Regions from separate parts of the Mus musculus genome. Here region 1 is linked to region 2. Evidence: chromatin loops called from intact Hi-C (ENCODE). Cell type or tissue: left cerebral cortex. All regions are shown on one strand. Each heading gives the region's core, and the rest is flanking DNA. Links, peaks and the distances in the headings are about the cores only.

Evidence for each region. Hi-C counts contacts between places; a loop is a spot of excess contacts. Peaks named below come from ENCODE experiments on the same cell type or tissue, not always from the same donor. Only the 100,000 strongest peaks of a DNase experiment are listed, where the experiment ranks them.
Region 1: a loop joins it to region 2, with 5 times the contacts of the local background. A loop is called at or near these places in 3 of 42 quality-filtered maps.

The regions. Positions count from the first base shown.
Region 1 is chr7:123,132,664-123,135,480 of GRCm38, forward strand. The region is part of intron 2 of Tnrc6a (trinucleotide repeat containing 6a); the gene reads left to right. Among named protein-coding and RNA genes, the nearest start is that of Tnrc6a, 10 kb to the left of the region's middle. In left cerebral cortex, for the core only: a CTCF peak has its summit at 1,381 (motif pointing right); no DNase peak of the experiment used is centred there.
Region 2 is chr7:123,187,552-123,190,368 of GRCm38, forward strand. It overlaps Tnrc6a (trinucleotide repeat containing 6a), which reads left to right. Exons shown (of 24, transcript NM_144925.3): 20 at 1,237-1,344; 21 at 2,294-2,515. Among named protein-coding and RNA genes, the nearest start is that of Slc5a11, 26 kb to the right of the region's middle. In left cerebral cortex, for the core only: no CTCF peak of the experiment used is centred there; DNase peaks (open chromatin) are centred at 1,426 and 1,546.

The DNA of each region.
Region 1 (2,817 bases), core at 102-2,601, 55 kb before region 2:
TTATTTTGTATTGTTGAGTTGAGAGTTCTTAATTTTATATATGATTTACAAGTATTTTCTCTTATTCTCTCTGCTCTTTTCACCTTTTTGTTGGTCCCTTGAAACACAGATAGTTTACCTGTGATGGTTTTGTGGCTTGTGCTTTTGATATTAGTTCCAAGGTTGGAAAAATCCCCCCTTCCCTTTTTTTTTCCTCCAAGGTTGCAAAAATTCCTTTGTTTTCTAACAGTTTTATGGATTTTACATTTAGGTCTGTTATTTTTTGTATATGGTTGTGAGGGCACCAGTCTCATTCTTGGAACTTTACAGTTGTTTGGCCCCATTTGTTGAAAAGATGGTTTCTCTGGTATCCTTGAAGGTCAGTTGCAGGGCATTACCTCAGGAATCTGTTATTTGGTCTGTTGGCCATCCTGTCTTCATTAGTTTTGTAGTTAGGCTTGAAACCAGTACCAGGGGTCTGTCTCCCCCCACCCCCACCTCCGTTCTCATTTTCAGGGTTGTGTTGGTCCCCTGGTGTTTCTATGTGAATTTTAGCATCACTTGTCTGTTTTAATGAAAAAGTTGAGCTTTGGATAAGAACAGTTTGTAGATCAGCTTAGATAATATTTTAATGACATTATTCTTTATTTTTATATCTTTATTCATAAATACTTTCTAGTTATTTAGGCTTTTAATTTTTTTCAAAGATGTACTATGTTTTAAGTACATAATTTGTACTTCTTTTTAAAAATTCATTCCTGAGTATTCTGTGGTTTTGATGCTATTAGAAATGGAATTGTCTACTGCATTAGTTGGTAAAAGAGATAGAAACCAGGAGCTTAAATAATCATATTGAGCATATACTCCACCCAGCTATCCCCAGTTCCCGCTGTCAGTGAATTCAGATAGGTTTACATCCTCCTTTCTGATCTTGCTGTGTTGGACCTATTGACCGAGGTCTCCTTCCATTTCACTTAAGACTTAGTATTGTTGTAATTTGTTTGTTTATTTAATTCTGTGTGTGTGTGGCTGTTTTGCCTGTATGTATGTCTGCCCGTGAAGGCAGAAGAAGGTGTTGGATCTCCTGGAACTGGAGTTAGAGATGGTTGTGAGCTGCCACCAAACATGAGTCCTCTAAAGAACAGCTGGTTTTCTTAACCACTGTGCCATATCTCTAGCCCCTGTTGTTTTTGTCTGTTTCATAATAGTATTGAAAAAGAATGTTAAGACTGGTCATGTTAATCATTTGTTACCACTGATGTAAGCTGTGGGCTTTTCTGTAACTACCCTATGTCTGTTTAATGAAGTTTTCTTCTACATCCAGTTTGAGTGCTTTTCTTTCTCTCTCTTTCTCTTTTTTAAAAAATATTTAATATGTATGAGTATACTGTAGCTGTCTTCAGACACACCAGAAGAGGGCATCAGATCTCATTACAGATGGTCGTGAGCCACCATGTGGTTGCTGGGAAATGAACTCAGGTCCTCTGGAAGAGCGGTCAGTGCTTATAACCACTGAGCCATCTCTCCAGCCCTGATTGCTTTTCTTAGTGATAGTGTTTTGAATTTTTGTGACTACTGCTCTTGTATACTGATGCCATCAGTAACTGGCTTCATTCTTTTAACATTGTAGTACACTGATATTTGTATGTTTAACCAACCTTCCATTCTTGAGATGAATCCTTTGATAGGTTGGACTTCTTGTTGTCTGTCTGTCTGTCTTTTTTTTTTTTCTTTTTCTAAGACAAGGTTTCGCTGTGTAGTCTTGGCTGTCCTGAAACTTGCTGTGGAGACCAGGCTGGCTTGCAAGAGACCAGAGTGCTGGGGATTAGAGAGGTGTGCCACCACACCCAGTGTGTTTGTGTTTCTAATGGCTATAAATCTATATTCTTCCTGTAATAGTGTTATGTGTTTTTGGTATGTGGTATTTGACTTAGAATCTGGGGGTGTTAGCTGTTGCTTTGGGGTGCATCAGATGCTGTATTGTGCTTTCAGAGTTGTGTTTTGTATTCAGTAACATTTTGTCTATAGTCCTGCTCAGCCTTCTTTCTATCCTACCTATCACTCAGTGTCTTGCAGTGAGTTTCATGTAGCTAATGATTAGTGTACACTTGCTCTGTGCCTTCAGTTAGTACTTTATCTGTTTTACATAATCTAATCTTCACAACAACTTTTTCAGGGATGTGCAGTTGGACTTCATTAGTTACAGGATAGAGGCTTATGAGATGTTAAATATGGTTTTAAGGCCACACAAGCTGCTGCTGGATCTGGAGTTTAAGTTCTTCATTTCTCGACATGAACCCCCAAACTCTGCACTACAAGCTGTGCTTAAGAAGGGCTCCTTTGATCTGGTCTTTGAAGCAATAGTGTGTGGGTGGGAAAAGTGAAAGGAGTACAGTTACAGTGGCTTAGGAAGGGAAGGAAGCAGGGATTGTTGTCTAATTAAGACCCTCTGTGCCAGGGAGGACAGTTAAAGGAGAACTGGTTTTTTTTTTCCTGCACCAGTAATTAGTTCTTTCTGGAACAGCGAGATTAACATCTAAAATAATTAGACCATGCATATTGTTTAATTGGAGGTCAAGGGTGAGGTCTGCATTGGTTGGAAAGAAATGTGAAGGAAAGTAGTAATTGAGCTAAGCTTCAGAAAGAGGATGGACTTAGAGATTTAGTAGGCAGCTTGGGTTCTGGGTGAGCTTTAGGATACAGCCTTGTACCTGGCAAACCTTGGAAGAGTGTCTTTTCATAGTGATGGGGAATGATATTACTGCTGTATTTCAGGGTTGTAGGTCCAAAATAAATAGTTTTAACACTGTACACTGTAGAGTGCTGCTTTCCTGATGG
Region 2 (2,817 bases), core at 299-2,798:
TCAGGATGGCCTGGCCCTGACCCTCACCTGGGCAGGTGACCTTCACCTCACAGGTGAAGGGGCACAGGACAGCCCCTTCAATCCATTCTGCACTCCATTTAGATGCACTGACCCTTCCATTAGAAACTTGTGGTCGTAGCTCTTTTTTTAATATAAAATCTAATGTTTTGACTTTCAGAACATTCTTTCCATAAAGAACCAGTTTCTATAAACAACTAACTTTTCTATAGCTCCTTTTCAGCCTGGCCTGTGCCTTACTATCTTCTGCTGAATTGGCTTTCATGGCCTCTACGTAGCTCTTTGGTAGATTCTGCCATTTCAGAATGACACGATTCTTCACTTAGCATTATGATATGACAAACACTTGCTACCTTAATAAGCTGTGTATCAGTAAAGACTGTTAGCCCTTTTACATTCTTTGTAAATTACTAAAAGGGATAGAAAGGAGAATATATTTTACACACACATACAAAAAAATCAATTATTTTAGTGTTTCAGTAACTTTTTATTAATCTTTCTTCTAGGACAAAACAATGGAAAAAATATTCACATATGCCTATGGTAAAAAACAGCCCCATGGTAGTCATAGGGTTATTTCACCTGACAACCCTTTAGAAAGTACATACGTTTCACAGTGAGAACCTTGAAATCCCAGGCAGGCAGGCAGGCAGGCTGTTTGTCCTGGGGAAGCCGGTCAACATTCCAAGTGTAAATGAAGTATACAACTGGCAGTGGCTAACATTTTAAAAAGAAAGCTATGACCACAAGTTTCTAGTGGAAGGGTCAATGCATCTAAATGGAGTGCAGAATGGACAGTAGGGACTGTCCTGGTGCCCAGGTGAGGGTCAGGGCTAGGCCAAGACTAAAGAGAATATGTTAACTACAGAGCCCAAATATGGAGAAGGCTGAAGGCTCTTGGGTACTGCCTGTGACGGGCTGCCTTGATGACCTGTCTTGCCAGTACATAGTCATTGCTGTTCAGAGTGAAGAGCTAGAGCAAAAGCAGCCTCTTTAGTGCTGCAAGGAGAGCCTGGCTCATCTAGCCACTGCACACTCTAGGGGATCAAGAAGGAAATGCCTATTCTGAGCCAGGGCAGAACCAGTCAGCAGAAAGGAAGCTGCTATCTTGGGCCCTATCTTTAATTCAGATGCTTTCAACTCCTATCTTGAGGATGCTGTGGCCCTGCAGCTTCCTAAACCCCATGCCCTGCTCTGCTCATTGACTCTCTTCTGCAGGGTCATCCTCATCCTTGAACACCACGCTGCCTTCAACTAGTGCCTGGTCATCCATTCGTGCCTCCAACTACAATGTTCCCCTCAGCAGTACAGCACAAAGCACTTCAGGTGGGCGCTCTCAGAAACCGCCAGCCTGGGGCTTCCCCTCTGCTGCCTTCTCAGGTTGTTGGGGGAGGGTTTGTGATCCTATCCAAGTATTGCAAACATCATGTCTCTCCTTTGAAAAGCAGTCTACATTTAGCACACAGCTCTCTGCCATCTAAGCCACCTCAGCCCTGTGATAAAGCACCATTGAATCCAGAGTCTTCTGAAAGCCACTTGTACTCGCTCTTTATTCTCAATCCTCCAGACTGATAGCTCTATAGGATGTGGGAGGTGGGAGGTGGGAGGTACTGTATGATGCTGTGCCCCCGCAGTGAACTCGAAGGCTAGAGCCCTGGGCTTCAGTGTGCATCTGCTGCAGCTCAGGAATACTCTGCTGTGGCCAGCCTTCCTGCAGCCACACTTGGAGGAGCCTTGGTCTAATGGCCAGGTACTTTGTAATAACTCAGGTCTGAATGCTCAAGAGCTGCTGAAGACCTTCCCACCCCTTTCTCTTCCCGTCTTTTAGCACTCTTTGACATAGTTGCCTCTCTCCCCATGAGTGTTGTGTGGCACCACCTTGCTAACTTGGAATAACTGCTATAGCCTTTCTTCTGGGAGGAAATGATGAGCTTAAAATGTCTGTGGCCTGTGTCTCTCTTGAGTGGACCAGTTGGCCAGGAGTCCACGTGTGTATCTTATAGTCTGTGTTGTAATCTCGGAGAGCAGTTCTCTGCTTGCATAGTCTCAGGACAGTATCAGGTGAGGGCCCAAGTCCTGAGGAAGATTGCCAGCTCTGGACTCTTTGTCTTTCTCTGTAGGCCTTTACCTAGATTTAGGGGTTTTGGTAGTTTTTGTTTATTTAACTCACTTTTCATGGGACAGTGAATATTATTGTGGGAATTTTCTCTTTCTAACATTATCCCACCTTCTTCAATTTTTCTTATTTTCTTTCTCCCCCTTCTCCTTTGAGTAGCCAGAAATAGTGATTCCAAATTGACGTGGTCTCCTGGTTCAGTTACAAACACCTCTCTGGCTCATGAGCTGTGGAAAGTCCCTTTGCCACCTAAAAACATCACTGCTCCGTCCCGCCCACCTCCGGGGCTGACTGGTCAGAAGCCACCCTTGTCTACGTGGGATAATTCTCCCCTTCGTGTAGGTGGAGGATGGGGAAATTCTGATGCCAGATATACCCCAGGTAAGACACGATAGCTGTGGTGCTTGATTGTGGACCAACACTGTGAGCTGCGGGGTCACACTCTGTAAAGGCAGAGTGAGCTTGAGCAGAATTGTAGTTCATCTCTACCTTTTATAATTTTCTTATCTTTAGGAGTCTTGATTAATTTCCTTAAGAATGTTTAGCCAACCTGTATGGTAGTGCATGCCTGAAATCCTAGCCCAGGGGTAGTGAAGGCAGGAGCAGTAAGTATGAGGATGTTGGTGTCATCTGTACATGAGACCCTGGAGACCTTGTCTAAATAAGTAAGAATGCTTACGCAA